Regions from separate parts of the Mus musculus genome. Here region 2 is linked to region 1. A link is a contact called in ENCODE Hi-C or POLR2A ChIA-PET data. All regions are on one chromosome and are shown on one strand. Each heading gives the region's core, a stretch centred on a gene start or an enhancer-like site at or near the end of the contact. The rest is flanking DNA. Distances are from core to core; before and after follow the strand shown. Region 1 holds the start of Slc27a1 (solute carrier family 27 (fatty acid transporter), member 1). Region 2 holds the start of Colgalt1 (collagen beta(1-O)galactosyltransferase 1).

Evidence for each region. A loop is a pair of places that touch in the nucleus more often than their neighbours do. ChIA-PET counts read pairs that join two places held with the same protein, here RNA polymerase II (POLR2A).
Region 2: POLR2A ChIA-PET joins it to region 1 with 71 read pairs in embryonic stem cell. The contact joins the promoter of Colgalt1 here to the promoter of Slc27a1 in region 1. A Hi-C loop is called at or near these places in 3 of 37 maps with a recorded cell type or tissue (Patski, T-helper 1 cell and mouse embryonic stem cell). POLR2A ChIA-PET finds 5 or more read pairs at or near these places in 4 of 5 experiments (Patski and embryonic stem cell).

What each region holds. Positions count from the first base shown.
Region 1 is chr8:71,569,150-71,576,146 of GRCm38, reverse strand. It overlaps Slc27a1 (solute carrier family 27 (fatty acid transporter), member 1), which reads right to left and starts at 5,553. Exons shown (of 12, transcript NM_001357182.1): 1 at 5,259-5,553. The coding sequence starts at 5,425.
Region 2 is chr8:71,609,409-71,616,696 of GRCm38, reverse strand. Colgalt1 (collagen beta(1-O)galactosyltransferase 1) reads right to left here and starts at 5,673. Exons shown (of 12, transcript NM_146211.3): 1 at 5,253-5,673; 2 at 4,503-4,613; 3 at 3,670-3,787. The coding sequence starts at 5,497.

The DNA of each region.
Region 1 (6,997 bases), core at 4,304-6,803:
GTAAGGTAGCTAGTTATCATTAAAGCAGAAAATCATGAGTTCAAAGCCAGCCTGGGCTACATATACAGCAATTGTGAGGCTAACCCAGGCTACAGGAGACAGGGTCTCCTTAAAAATCTTGCCTCAAAAAATATTAGTACAATGTTTAAAAGGCTTTATATCTAGGAAAAAATTCAGACATTATCTTACTGTGAGGCTAGCTATCCTAGAACTTGCTACATAGACCAGGCTGCCTCAAAAAAAAAAAAAAAAAAAATTGGCCTGTCTCTGCCTCCTGAGTGATGGGATTAAAGGTATACAGATTGTCCTCATACTTCCACAAGTGCACATGAGCTCACAGGGAGCACACACCCAAGGGCACCTGTGCTCACACAGGAGCACACACACAAGGGCACCTGTGCTCACAGGAGCACACACACAAGGGCACCTGTGCTCACAGGAGCACACACACAAGGGCACCTGTGCTTACATGAGAGCACACACACAAGGGCACCTGTGCTCACAGGAGCACACACACAAGGGCACCTGTGCTCACATGAGAGCACACACACAAGGGCACCTGTGCTCACACAGGAGCACACACACAAGGGCACCTATGCTCACATGAGAGCACACACACAAGGGCACCTGTGCTCACATGAGAGCACACACACAAGGGCACCTGTGCTCACATGAGAGCACACACACAAGGGCACCTGTGCTCACAGGAGCACACACACAAGGGCACCTGTGCTCACAGGAGCACACACACAAGGGCACCTGTGCTCACAGGAGCACACACACAAGGGCACCTGTGCTCACATGAGAGCACACACACAAGGGCGCCTGTGCTCACATGAGAGCACACAGAGTAAGTGAGGAGTGTAAAGCAGCCAGTGCTTTCACTGCTCTGACTCAGCATGTTACAATGTCACATTCCACCCTGTCACTCAGAGGTCAGCTGTGATGGGACACACTAATACCTCTGTTAACCCAGGATTATTTCCTGGTAGTTACAAAATGAGAATTTTAACTTTTAATTTTTGCTGTGTTTTGTTTTGTTTTGAAGATGAGGTTTCTCATATAGCCCTGGCTGTCCTGGAACTTGTTCTGTAGACCAGGCTGGCCTCAAACCTATAGATATCCACCTGCCTGTGTCCCCCGCCCGCCCTCCCCTAGTGCTGGGACTAAAGGCGTATGAAACCACATCCAGCTAGTTTCATCACTGTATTCATCCATTCACTGTGTGTGTGAAAACCAGAGGATGACTTGTGCGAAGGAGTTCTCTCCTCCACCTGAGTGCCCTGGGAATGGAACTCGGGTACCACGGCTTGCAGGCAAGCCTCCTGAGCTACTCATCCATCTCATGAACCCAAAGAAGAGCACATCAGAGACACCTACTCCTGAGGGTCCATGACTCCACCCCTTCCTGCTCCAGCTCAGTACTGTGCATCAACGCTGCTTTCCACCCCTGAGGGCTGTGTCTGTCACAGACATGCTCCTGCATGGTGAGGATGTGCTGGGAAGCAGCCAAGGTCATACTGTCGTATTCACTGCAATGCAGACAAGCTGCCAGAACACGGTGACTGCCCGGGAGCTAGGCTCCCATGGCCCAGCTGCCCATGTGGGATAAGTAAGGCGAGTGTGAAGAAGACACAGGTATCTACTGGTTGGTAGGTGGATGAGCGAGCATCCTGAGCTGAGCTGATGGCACTCACCTGCCATCACAGGACCCGTGGGTTCAGGTCCACCTCAACTATATAGCAAGACCCTGCCCTAAAACGAAACTGGGGGCTGAGGAGACAGCTCAGTGGCGCCCAGCACCCATATAGTGGCTGACAAACATCTGTAACTCCAGTTCCAGGAGATCCCATACGTCCTCCTGTCCTCTCTGCACATCAGGAATGTACATGGTGCACATACAAATGTATGTGAAACACCCACTCTTATGAAATAAATTTTAAGCAACCATTTTAAAAATTGGTTTTTCATGCTCATCCTGGGGTTAAAGTCTGACAAGTTGGGGCTCAAGCCTGTATCTTTTAGGGTGTTTATGTTCTGGGCCCCTGAACAGTGAGTCCCTGGGGGGAGGTCCCTGAGATCCCAGGAACCATGGTCAAGGACCAAAATAAACAGAGGGTACCGTACTCACAAACCAGAACCCAGTTCAGATAAAAAAAAAAAAAAAAAAAAAGCCGGGTAGTGGTAGCACACGCCTTTAATCCCAGCACTTGGGAGGCAGAGGCAGAGGCAGAGGCAGGCGGATTTCTGAGTTCGAGGCCAGCCTGGTCTACAAAGTGAGTTCCAGGACAGCCAGGGCTACACAGAGAAGCCCTGTCTCGAACCCCCTCCCCAAATAAAGAAAGAAAGAAAGAAAGAAAGAAAGAAAGAAAGAAAGAAAGAAAGAAAGAAAGAAAAGAAAACCAAACAAACCAACCAACCAAAAAAAACCCAGAGTAAGAAAAACAAATACCACCACCAAAAACCAAAAATGGGGTGGTCCTGGCAAAGTCGTTTAGCTCAGCATTTATTAAACACCCAGTATAAACATACCAGTGCTGTGCTCTGTCTACAGTCTCCAAACTGGGACTTGACAGACAAGCTGATGGCTCAGAGATCTGAGTTATCAGAGATGAGGTCTCACACACAGCAAGTGAAGGACAGGATGAGTCAGAACTGAGAAAAGCTCACTCAAGACCCTCCATGGCTCACCACAGTACAGATGCTAGTGGCGCCCCAACAGCTGTTCAATGAAAGTGTGCTGCTCAAGGATCTAAATCAGAAATAAGAGGACTGCCTAAGGTTCACAGTCAGATCTCAGGTTTCTACCCCGCTCAGTGTACTCTTAGCACGTAGTCTTGACCACCTACTGTATGACCACCGGCTATGCTTAGAGCTCCACTAACTGCCCCAGGAACCCATGAAGATGGGAAAGGGGGTTAGTTTAGAAGACAGGGCTGCAGGAAGCTCTTCTGGAAGCTGCAGATGGGAACCAGGCCACAGCTGGTGGATCTGTGAGGCAGGCCAGGTTCCGGCAACAATGTGGGCCTGTCAGGGCCCTTCCCTCCACCTTGCCTCTCATCAGCAGGCCCATGCCAGCAGGCAGGGATCCGGTGTTTTGTCCCTACTACATGTTCTGGCACCCAGGTTGGCAGCTGCCCAAGCCACCCCCACACCGAGTACAAAGACACCTCTGTCCAGCCTGGCCCTTCCCAGGGCCTCTCCCGCCCCCAGCTTCTTTCATCCAGAGCCCCAGAACTCAAGCCTGCAGCAAAGTCCCTTGAGAGACTCGGCAGGGTTTGGCAGATGCTCCTGTACAGCAGGTGAACTGGACACAGCAGGGCGGGGATGTCCAGCACTGGAAGGCCGAGGCAAGAGAGTTGAGAGTTTAAAGCCATCTTGGGCTCTGGGGAGATCCAGGTTCAAAAACATTAACAACAACAACAAAAGACAAGGAGGGCTCAGCAGTTAAAAGTGCTGGCTACTCTTCTGAGGACCGGGGTTCAATCCCCAGCACCCACAGGGCAGCTCACAACTCTCAGTGACTCCAATTCCAAAGGATCTGACACCCTCACTCAGACATACATGCAGGAAAAACACCAACACATATGAAATAAAAATAATTTAAAAAAAAAACCAACAAAACAAAACAACAAAGACAATGAGAAAAGACAATTCCAAAAGTGAAGGCTGTTCACAGCAGCCAGCCAGGTTTGCAGTCACACTGCCACACCTGCCAATGGCCTCCTGTCATACTGGGTGAGTTATACACCCATGCTCTGCTTTCTTCTGCTCATTAAAACATATGTGAGAGCTTGTATGTGTGTATGTGCACACATGGGCACAGGAGCCTGCAGTGGACAGAAGATGGCGGCAGATGACCTGGAACTAGAGCTTGGTAGTGAGCCAGACCCAGGCCCTCTGGAATAGCATCAAGCCTTCTAGGTGCTGAGCCATCTCAACAAGTGGACTACACTCATTTTAACACTGCCACTGGCCCGTTAATCCCAGAGCCTGAGGCAGGAGGATCTCAAGTTCCAGACCAGCCTGGGAAAGAAAGACAAGACAGAGGAATGGGGAGAAAGACAAAAAAGAGAAAAGGAAGAAATGGGAAACTGAATTTCATGAAAGCCTGTCTCCCAAGGTAAAGCAAAGACTGAGCCTGGGCTCAGTGGGCAGAATGCAAAAGTCCTGTGCTACACCCTGGCACAGCAGCAACCTCATGTGTCACCCTAGTACAGGGGAGATAAAGGGAGAGGATCGGGAGTTCCAGGACAGCCTGGGCTCCATGAAGAGTTCCAGGCCAGCCTGGGCTACATGAGAGCCCATTTCCCAAAACAAGACCTGGAGTCCTTGGGAGCGACTGTCACTCCTCACAGTGTCATCTCTGACCACATGACTAATTTGCTTCAAATGAAGTTTCTTTGCTTCTTTAGGAGAAGAAAAAACAGAAAGAAAGAGAGAAAGAAAGAGAGAAAGGAAGAAAGAAAGTCAATCCAGGAAGCAAAGGCAGGTGAGAACCACTAAAAAAAAGAAAAGAAAAAAAGAAAGAAAAAAAGAAAGCTCAGAGCCAGTAAGTCTGTGACCCCCCATTCCACACCATTCTGCTCTGCCCCCACCCCCATAAACCTGTTTCCTCACTCTTAACGATGCCCAGTCTGCCTCCCTGAAGATCTGTGAAGGCACCCAGATGGTCCCACAAGGGTTGACCTGAGACTTTGAATTCCATCAACACTAAGGTTACCCCAGAAGCCTCCATGTTCCCTGCACACCCTGACTCCTCAGAGACGCTGTGCATACACTGTGCATACATAGAGACCGTCCCACCGACCCTGAATAATAGTCAAAGTTCCACACTCACATGTTATCTGAGGGGCCAACACTACAGATTCTTTAGACACCCTAGTCCTGTAGATTCCGCAAGATGCTCCTTCACCCCAAACCTGTTCATTCCAAGAATCTGGACAGTGGGTCACCCCACTAATCCCACAGAAGCCTCTCACAGTCTACACCACGCCACCGGAACCCCTAGTACTCTCAATACCCACCAGCTACCCACTCTAACGGTGGCAAACGACCACCCTAACAATTCCCCCCAGAGTTCTGTCTTCTGCAGGACCCTGCAGAGCCCTCCAGTCAGTCATTCCACCTTCTGGCCCCAGCCCAGACAATAAAACCAAATTCAGGCCATAAGGGGACCCTCACACCACCCTGCAAGACTCTAGCTCGCCCGAGGGCCATGCATCCACGACCCCTAAATTTCAACTCCATCTACTTACAAGAGGTCTCGCCTCGCCGTCTTGCAGACGATACGCAGAAAGCGCCAGCCGCCGCCACCCACGTACACACAGAACGCCGCCGCCGCGCTCCAGGTCCACGGAAGTCCCAGAAACCAAAGCAGCGCCAGTGAGGCCACAGAGGCTGTTCCTGCTCCAGGAGCCCGCATCCTGCGGAGCACACAGCTGAGACCGCAGGTACCGCCTCCCACCTAGTCCTGATCCCGCCCAGGTCACGTCACAGACCCTGGCCGCGTTCTTTTTCCACACTGTAGCCTAAACCCAAACGCTTTTACTACAAGCCTGGCCCCGCCCCCAGCGTGTACCTTAGTATCAGGTCCCGCCCCGCCGCCGCTGAGCTAAGCACCAAGAAAGCCAAATCCAACCAGTTTACTTAACATTGACCGCCTCAAGGCCTGGGATTGGCTACTTCCATATCAATCTTTATCCTCCGCCCATCAAAGCCAGACCTCCCCCCTTCCCCAAGCACTGACCACGTGGCTAGACACCCCCACGGTCAAGCTCCACCCTTGAGCTTCAGCCCTCCAAGCCTGGGGTCGCCTAGTAACCCGCACACACCTAGGCCCTTCGCAGCCAATGGTCCAGGCCATGCCCTAATGTCGCCTCATCCCTCCTCTGTGTCTCAAAATTCACTTGTTATCCTCATGCTTATCCGGCCTCAGAGGCTGGGTGTTCCTACAAGGACAGCCTCCATCATCCCCCTCATCATTAGGCCACGCCCCAACTGAGGCCTCTTTCTCCGCCCACATTGGGAGCCTCAAATCAAAGTCCGGCAACCTGATCGAGGCTCCTCCTCCAGATGAAGGCCTGTGACCCCACCCCCCTAGCTCACAGGTGATCACTCTACCCTCAAATCCCTCCCTACAGGTGAAGCCTTTGACCCCGCCCTCAGCAGTCCCAACATTCCGCCCCCATCCGCACCTCCGCACTGACCCGGGCTACGCGCCAGGTGATGCCTATGGCTCCGCCCACAGGCGCGGGCCCGCCCACAGTCCCGAGACTATCTGGCATTCGGGACCCAGATTCTACCTGAGCCTCCCGCGTTGCCTCCAGGCTTCGACAGTCACTGTTCACAGAGAGGCCCGGTCCGTGCGGCCCACCTAGTCCCGCCCCAAACCTTCCAATCCGCGGCCAAAAGCTCTCAGCCCCTCAACCCGGCTCCGCACCGGCCGACCCCCTTCCGGAAGGCTTAGGCCATCGAGAAGAACCGCGGGCCAGAGAGCCCGCAACCCAACGAGACTCTCAAGCTAGAGCGGCTAGCCCAGGGTACCTACGAGTCTCCACGGCAACCAAGCGGTGAAAACAAGCAGGTGCTGAAGGCGGGGCTATGGCTCCAGGGGTGTGGCTCCGTCCCGCTAAATCCCAGAAAGTCTGCAAGATCCCCATCCCTGCGCCCATGACCCACTCCCGCCCAGCGCCTGCCTGTGCTGGAGCTTGCCTGATCCAGCTTGTCCTAGATCCAAGCCCCGAGGCTTCTCAGCATTCCAGACTCCGAGAAAGTCGAAATTCACACCCGGGGGTGGAGAGAGCTGCAAAGGCAGCTCTTTGAGATAAGGAGCCCCCAAATCCCAATTCTACCTCCCAAACCTTAACAAGTCACATCCCATTACCCCAGGGCTCACATCAGCTCCCATCCTCCCTCGACATGACCCTTTCTTGCACGCCAGGAGCACCCCCAAGAGACCGTAATGCACCCCAGAATCTCTTGTTGCTCCCCAAAG
Region 2 (7,288 bases), core at 4,424-6,923, 40 kb before region 1:
TGACACAAGGCCTCTCTACCACCCAGGGCCATGGTGACACAGGGCCTCTCTGTCTCCACGGCTCCATGGTGTCTCCAGCTGAGGAGGCCGCACTGCCTCTGGGGAGCTTTGGGGTGAAGTGCTGACCCTGCAAACACTAGAATCATGTGTGAGTCCAGGTAGCCTGGCAACTCACCCGTCCCCCAACCCTCACAGTTAGAGAAAGACACAATCTAACTTTCCATCCTGGGAAATGAACCTCAAAATACTGAAGGCAGGGGTTCAAACACGGCACCCATCACAGGAACCAAAAGGAAAATGTACAAAGGCTGCCGAGCAGCGAAAGGGAGGCCACCATTCGGGACACTGCTCAGCCGCGACAACACACAGACCTCACAGTGGATGACAGTAGATGGCACTGAGAAGCTGTGTCCTGGCACACAGGGTGTGGCTCCAGGGCAGGAACAGGTTGAAACAGGCAAATGCAGGCAGGAGGCAGGAAGACTGGAAGCTGCCAGGGACTGGCGAGGGATGGCAGACTGCATCCCAGAGGTAGAATGTTCTAAAGAGGTGACAGTTGCATGAACAGTGTGATGGCTAAATGTTGAAGAAATGCGCATATGAAAAGGTTGATTTGGCCAGGCAGTGGTGTCGCACGCCTTTCATCCCAGCACTTGGGAGGCAGAGGCAGGTGGATTTCTGAGTTCGAGGCCAGCCTGGTCTACAGAGTAAGTTCCAGGGCAGCCAGGGCTATACAGAGAAACCCTGTCGAAAAAAACAAAAAAAGAAAGATAGATAGATAGATAGCCTGGTGTGACACCGCATGCCTGTTGTCCCAGCACTTGGGAGAATGAGGCAGGCAGGATCTCTATTTTGAGGCTAGCCTGGTCTACAGAGAGAGTTTCAGGCAAACTAGGGCTGTATAATAATAATAATAATAATAATAATAATAATAATAATAATACATTAAAAAATTAAGCTGGGCAGTGGTGGTGCACGCCTTTAATCCCAGCACTTAGGAGGCAGAAGCAGGCAGATTTCTGAGTTCGAGGCCAGTCTGGTCTACAAAGTGAGTTCCAGGACAGCCAGGGCTACACAGAAACCCTGTCTCAAAAAAACAACAACAACAAAAAAATTAAAGCACCAAGGAAGTGACTTCATATTCCAGTGTTGTGCTCCTACGTCCCCTAGTACCAAAAAATATATAACTTTCTATAGGAGTTACCATCAGGGTGACCTCCAGACAGGCTGGCCAAGGGGAAACTGTGAAAAAAGTAAAAGCAAGCAGAAAGGGTGGGGCAGGGTGTCTGCTCTACAAGGCTCTAAAAGGCTCCACAAAGTTCCAGGTGCTTCTAGAAACTGACAAAACATTCCAGATCCATACCACATCACTTTTCCTACCATCGGCATCAACTTTCTCATCTGTGAAATGGGCTAAGGAGCAGGACTCACCTTCCTCCTTCTGGAGTCTCCATGCCTCCCCAGGCTAAAGTCACCAGACTCCCCATCCCAGGTGAGGTGTAGTTGGGCACTCAGCAGGAGGCTCTGCTGAGCCTGATAATTGGAGCTCACCCCAGGACTTGCAGGGTGGAAGCTGAGAACAGACTTCCCTGAGTTGTTCTCCAGTCTCCACAAGATTATGACTACTCGGGACAACCCATACATAAATGTAACCGAGAAACTAAAACAATGTAACACCGCTGCCCATGGCAGGGTGAGGGGTGGCACTGCAGAAAACCATCAAGCCGACACAGCCCTGCCCTGCACAGAGCTCTCTGTTAAAGCTAATGGGGCCGTGTCTGCATGGCTGGGCGCTAGCCACCCTCTACATCCCCTGAGTCCCTCCTGTGGTGCTATCCTGGGTTTGACACCTCCCTCACTGTGCTGAACCTGTGCGGCCAAGGACCCTGCAGACACATGAGGACAGAGCTAGAACGCCACCAGCAGCAGAGCAATCCAACCCTGCCCTGCCCAGGACACATGAGACCACAGGCGACCTGGGTTCCTCTTAGCACTTGCACAAAGATAACCATGTTAAAGTGAGTGGGCTCATGACAAGTCACCTCAGTACCTGAGAGGCTGAGGCAGGAGGACCATGGGTTCCAGGCTAGCGAAAGCTACACAGCCAGGATTTATAGCAAGCTGTCAGTCAATGGCTCAGCAAAGGAAACTGAGGAGACCTGGAGATCCACCTGTAGTCACCCTCAGGGCCACAGCAATAGCTGTGGACCATGCTGCAAGTCAGACTGACTCCACCAACTGAACAAAGCAGCCTTAGGCTGTTTAGGACAGGACACAGGGATCCCTGGATACCCAGCCTGATGTACACACGCGTGCACACATACACACTCTTAATTCACTGGGGACTGGAGAGATGGCTTAGCAGTCAACACTACTGGCAGTCCTTGTGGATGACCTGGGTTCTGTTCCCAGCACCCACATGGCAGCTCACACCATCTGCAACCATAGTTTCAGGGCATCCAAAGCCCTACTCTGACCTCGGCTGGCACCAGGCATTCATGTGGTACACAGATTGTCATGCAGGCAAAACACCCATAAACAGAAAATTAAAATAAATAAATCTAGCTGGGTGTGAGGGCTATCACCTGTAATTCTAAAATTCAGAAAGCAGGTGGATCTCTGAGTTCCAGGTCAGGCTAATCTACATGGGGAGTTCCAAGACAGCCAGGGCTACATAGAGAAACTTTGCCTCCAAATACAAGAATAAATAAATGAATTAATAAAAACAATAAATAAGTCATCTTTAATAGAAAGGATCTCTTTAAACTGCACTGGTGGTCACGCCAGCACCAGCATGCGGCTGCCGTGCCAGCGCAGGCTAGAAAGGACTTCAGCTTCCCTAGGGCCTGGGTTACAGAGGGTTGTGAGCTCATTCTGGGTCCTCTGCAAGAACAGCCAGCTCTCCAGCCCCATCATAGTTTCAGGACAGTCTTGCAGACTGGCATATAATTCTCCATCCTCCTGCCTCAGGAGTCCTGGAGCTAGGTCACCTCCGAGCACTGCAGCTGCTTCCTCCTTAGAGGCCACTGCAGGCCAGAAACAGGAAGTGGAGGTCAGGCTCAGCAGCAACTTGTCACTAACGCCCACCTAAGCTTGTGACCCTTGCTGCTCGAAAGTAAGCCACAAAAATTCAATCCCCAGAACCCCCCTGGTGGAAGTAGGGAAGTGACTTGTCCTCTGACAAGAAGACAGCTTGTCCTCTGAAGTCGCATGCCCCTCACACACAAATAAATAACTTTGTTTTAAAATAGGTATTTTAAAAAGATACAATCTAGTGCCTGGCCCTAAGAGGATACAAAGGCCCACTTGTTCTTATTTGGGAGCCTAGGTGGAACCCAAGGCCTCAAGTATGCTCAGCAAGCACTCTACACAAAGTTGTAACCACAACCCTCCCTCCTTTTTTCTTCCTGGCTTTTCAAGACAAGGTTTCTGTGTAGTTCTGACTGCCCTGGAACTCACTGTGTACAACAGACTGGCCTCAAACTCAGAGGTCCACCTGCTTCTGCCTCCCAAAGGCTGGGATTAAAGGTGTACTTACCACCTAGCTTCCCCTTTCCTTTCTGATCCTCAGTTTACCTTTCTGAAAAATGGGTTACTACTGGTAGCTCCTAGATCCATCCATTCTATCCTCCCTGTGGATAATGAAGATTCCCCAACTCAGAGACTCACCAGAATGTAGTCAGCCCACATGTCCCTAGCTGACTTCAAGGCTGCTTGGCGCAGTTTCATGACATGCTCGTAGCGGGAATCGGACCAGTGTTTGGGGCCTTCTTCGTCTGGGTAAGAGCTGCAAAGGAATAGCTATGGTGTGCACATTATAGGGCACCGTGGGGACCCAGAGAGCACAGTTACAGGGGATCATAGAGGACTTCACAGAGGTGGCAGGCAAGTGGATCTGAAGACCTCTGTGTGGAGCATGGGAGGGGGACAGGACACAGGGGCCTAAATGCCAGCCCAGCATGTGCAAGGGTCCAGAGGCACAAAAGCTACTGGCAAGCTGAAACCCAAGGAAAGCTCTGCATGGCTGGGGAGAGCCTGGGGCCACCGTAGTGCCTCTGAGAACAGGAGCGTGAGCATGCACACACATTATTGCACACTGTCCTACAGGTTCTGAGCCTGATGCAGTAGTGCTGGGTGATTCTAGCACTCAGGAGACTGAGACAGGAGGCTGGCAACTGCCTCAGTCTGAACTACACAATAAGACAGGCTGGCAACTGGCCTCAGTCTGAACTATACAGTAAGACAGGCTTATCAGGAAGTTAAACAGGAGAGTGGATGCTGGCAAGACCCTAGACACAGCAGTAGGTAGCCACCAGACACAAAGGAATTCAGCCACAAAGGTGTGGCAGCTGTGTCCAAAGTTGCACAATGGAGTGAAGGACAACGGGACAAAGGTCTGCTGAGAGGATAGGGACCTGGTGGGGAAGCTGACGATAGAACTGGAGCATTCTAGATCCTACCTTCCCAAGCTTCAGTACTCCAGTCGGGGATTTGAGGCTCACCTGGGTTCCTCTGCCGGTCGCCACTCCACAGAGTGGTATAAACCCTTCACTGCCACCAGCCACTCTCGAAGTATGGCTGAAGTGTTGTCAGTGTTGTGATCTGTGGCCACCCTGTGAGCACAGACAGGACAAGATGATGGCACTGGGGGTTTCCCAACCTGGCTCAGACCCATCAGCTATAACACCCTGGATAAAACTCGCTACACTCCAAGCCTGTTGCCCATCCATCGGTGACAGGGGAGTAAAGATGACACCCAGCTCACTAGTACACAACTGAACAGAACCTGCTGGTTTGGAAAGCACATTGGTGTGAGACCCTGTCACAAAGATAAGTTCATTAACTTTGTTAGCGTGGAATGCTGGCCCGAGCCTCAGGAATCTTATCTGGAAGTCCCGGAGTTCGCTATAAGGGTCTGGAAGCACCAGCCTGGCCCATTCTAAGGAGTCAGAGGTTCTAGGATGGTAGCTCGCTGTGAGGGCTGGCAGCAAATCAGAACAGATTCCTAAGTACCTGAGGGGAGGAGGCAGCAGCTTGGGGTCCCAAGCCGCAGTGGGGACGAGCCCGGGCACTATGGATATAGAGCCGAGCCCCCTCAAGTGCGTAATCCCTGGGGTACATAACTCAGGTCCTCAGAAAGAGGACCGAGTCTCCGCAGCGCACAGCCGAGCCCAAGTGCATAGCAACCTCCCTCCGGTAGAGACTTGAGTCCCGCCTAGTCCCGGTGCACCGCGCAAGGGCCCGCAGCTCACCACAGCGCCGTGCGCTCCCGTGGGTGGCGCAGCTGCTCCAGGGCGCCCAGCGTGGCGGGCAGCGCGGGTGCCGCGTTCCGCGCCAGCAGCGCGATGAGCACGCGCGGCGCCTGTAGCGGGGACTCGGGGCTCCAGCGCTCCTCTGGAAAGTAGCCGTCCGCGCCGCGCGGGCCGCCCAGCGGCGGCAGCAGTAGGAGCAGTGGCAGCAGCGGCAGCCCGCGTGACCCGCGTGGCAACGCCGCCATCGCGCCACGCGTCGCCTTTAAGCAGCTTTTCTGCCGGGGGACGAGGGCCGCGCCTTAAAGGAGTCGGCGGCGGGAAGGACACATCCAGGTCCCACCCCTGACACGCTCCTTAAAGGGAAGTGGCCCGCGGGTCATACTGTGAGTCCTGGAGAGAGGCATGACAAGGCTACGCCTTTAAAAGCTTCCACTGCTTTCCGCCGACCGCAATAACCCGGTCACAAGACGTCACTTGCGGGGAGGTTCCGGAAGCCCCGCCCCTAGCTCGAGCTTTAAAGACACAGACAGTTCTTTGACCACGCCCTGAGAGTGTTCTGTTTTGGAGCCCTCTAATCTCACGCGGTGGCTCTTTACAGAAGCTTCTTCTATTTAGAACCATGTCATCTCAGTTTCCAAGGTTGCGACATGGTTATTTTTGTTTGTTCGTTGCTCCATTTAAGAAGCCATCGAGCCGGGCAGTGGTGGCCCACGCCTTTAATCCCAACACTTGGGAGGCAGAGGCAGGCGGATTTCTGAGGTCATGGCCAGCCTGGTCCACAGAGTGAGTTCCAGGACAGCCAGGGCTACACAGAGAAAGCCTGTCTCGAAAAATCATTAAAAAAAAAAAAAGCCAGCGAAATGGCTCAGTGGGTAAAATCGCTTGCTACCATGTCTGAGGATCCAGAATCCTCAGTCCCCAAATTGTATTGCCCTCTGGCCTTCTTAAAAATGGCTTGTGTGGGGCTGGTGAGATGGCTCAGCGGGTAAGAGCACCCGACTGCTCTTCCGAAGGTCCAGAGTTCAAATCCCAGCAACCACATGGTGGCTCACAACCATCCGTAACAAGATCTGACTCCCTCTTCTGGTGTGTCTGAAGACAGCTACAGTGTACTATTGTTATAATAACAAATAAATCTTAAAAAAAAAAATGGCTTGTGTGCGCCCCTTCCTGCTCTTACTGTTGTTTTCATTTTCTGTGTTTCAGTGTTTTGCCTACATGTACGGCTGTATAACGTGTGTGTGTGTGTGTGTGTGTGTGTGTCCCTGTTCTCCAAGGAGGTTAAAAGAGGGCATCAACTCCTCTAGAACTGGAGTTGCGGATAGTTGTCAACCACTGTGTGGTGTTGGAAATAGAACACCACTCAGGTCTGAGCACCTTTACCTACAGAACCATCCCACTAGCCCATTTCTCCTGGTTTGTTTTTAAAACAGGTTCTTACTCGGCAAGCTCACTCTATAAATTCACAGCTATACTTCTGCTTCATTCTCCTGTGTTCTGGGACAGGCATATACCACCAGGCCAGCAGACTGGTAAAATCCACATAGATTTTCCTACTCTGGTCCCTAGCCTCTAGAGGACCCTAGGGTCCACAAGACATCTCCTGATAGGTTATTTCTCCACCACTGGTGAAATGAGCCAATTTATGCCAGATTCGATTATATTAAAGATGGGTAGTTTTACTGGGGAGCTGCACTCGCTGACTGGCCCCAAGGATTGAGTGACATCACGGTGGGGGAAGGGAGAATGAGAAAGGGTGTGTACAACCACCACCCACAATGTCCTTCTGTAAAAGGAGTGATTCCCATTTGAACCCAGTTGAGTAGGTTTTCTGGAGACACTGATCATGTTTCCATGGGAACTCTTCCAGGCTTTTTTGTTTTGTTCTGTTTTTCTGAAACAGGGTCTCTCTGTGTAGCTCTGGCTGTCCTGGAACTCACTGTGTAGACCAGGTCTGGAACTCAGGAGATTCTCCTGTCTGTGCCTCTGGAGTGCTGGGATTAATAGCATGTGCCACCATGTCCCAGCCCTTCCAG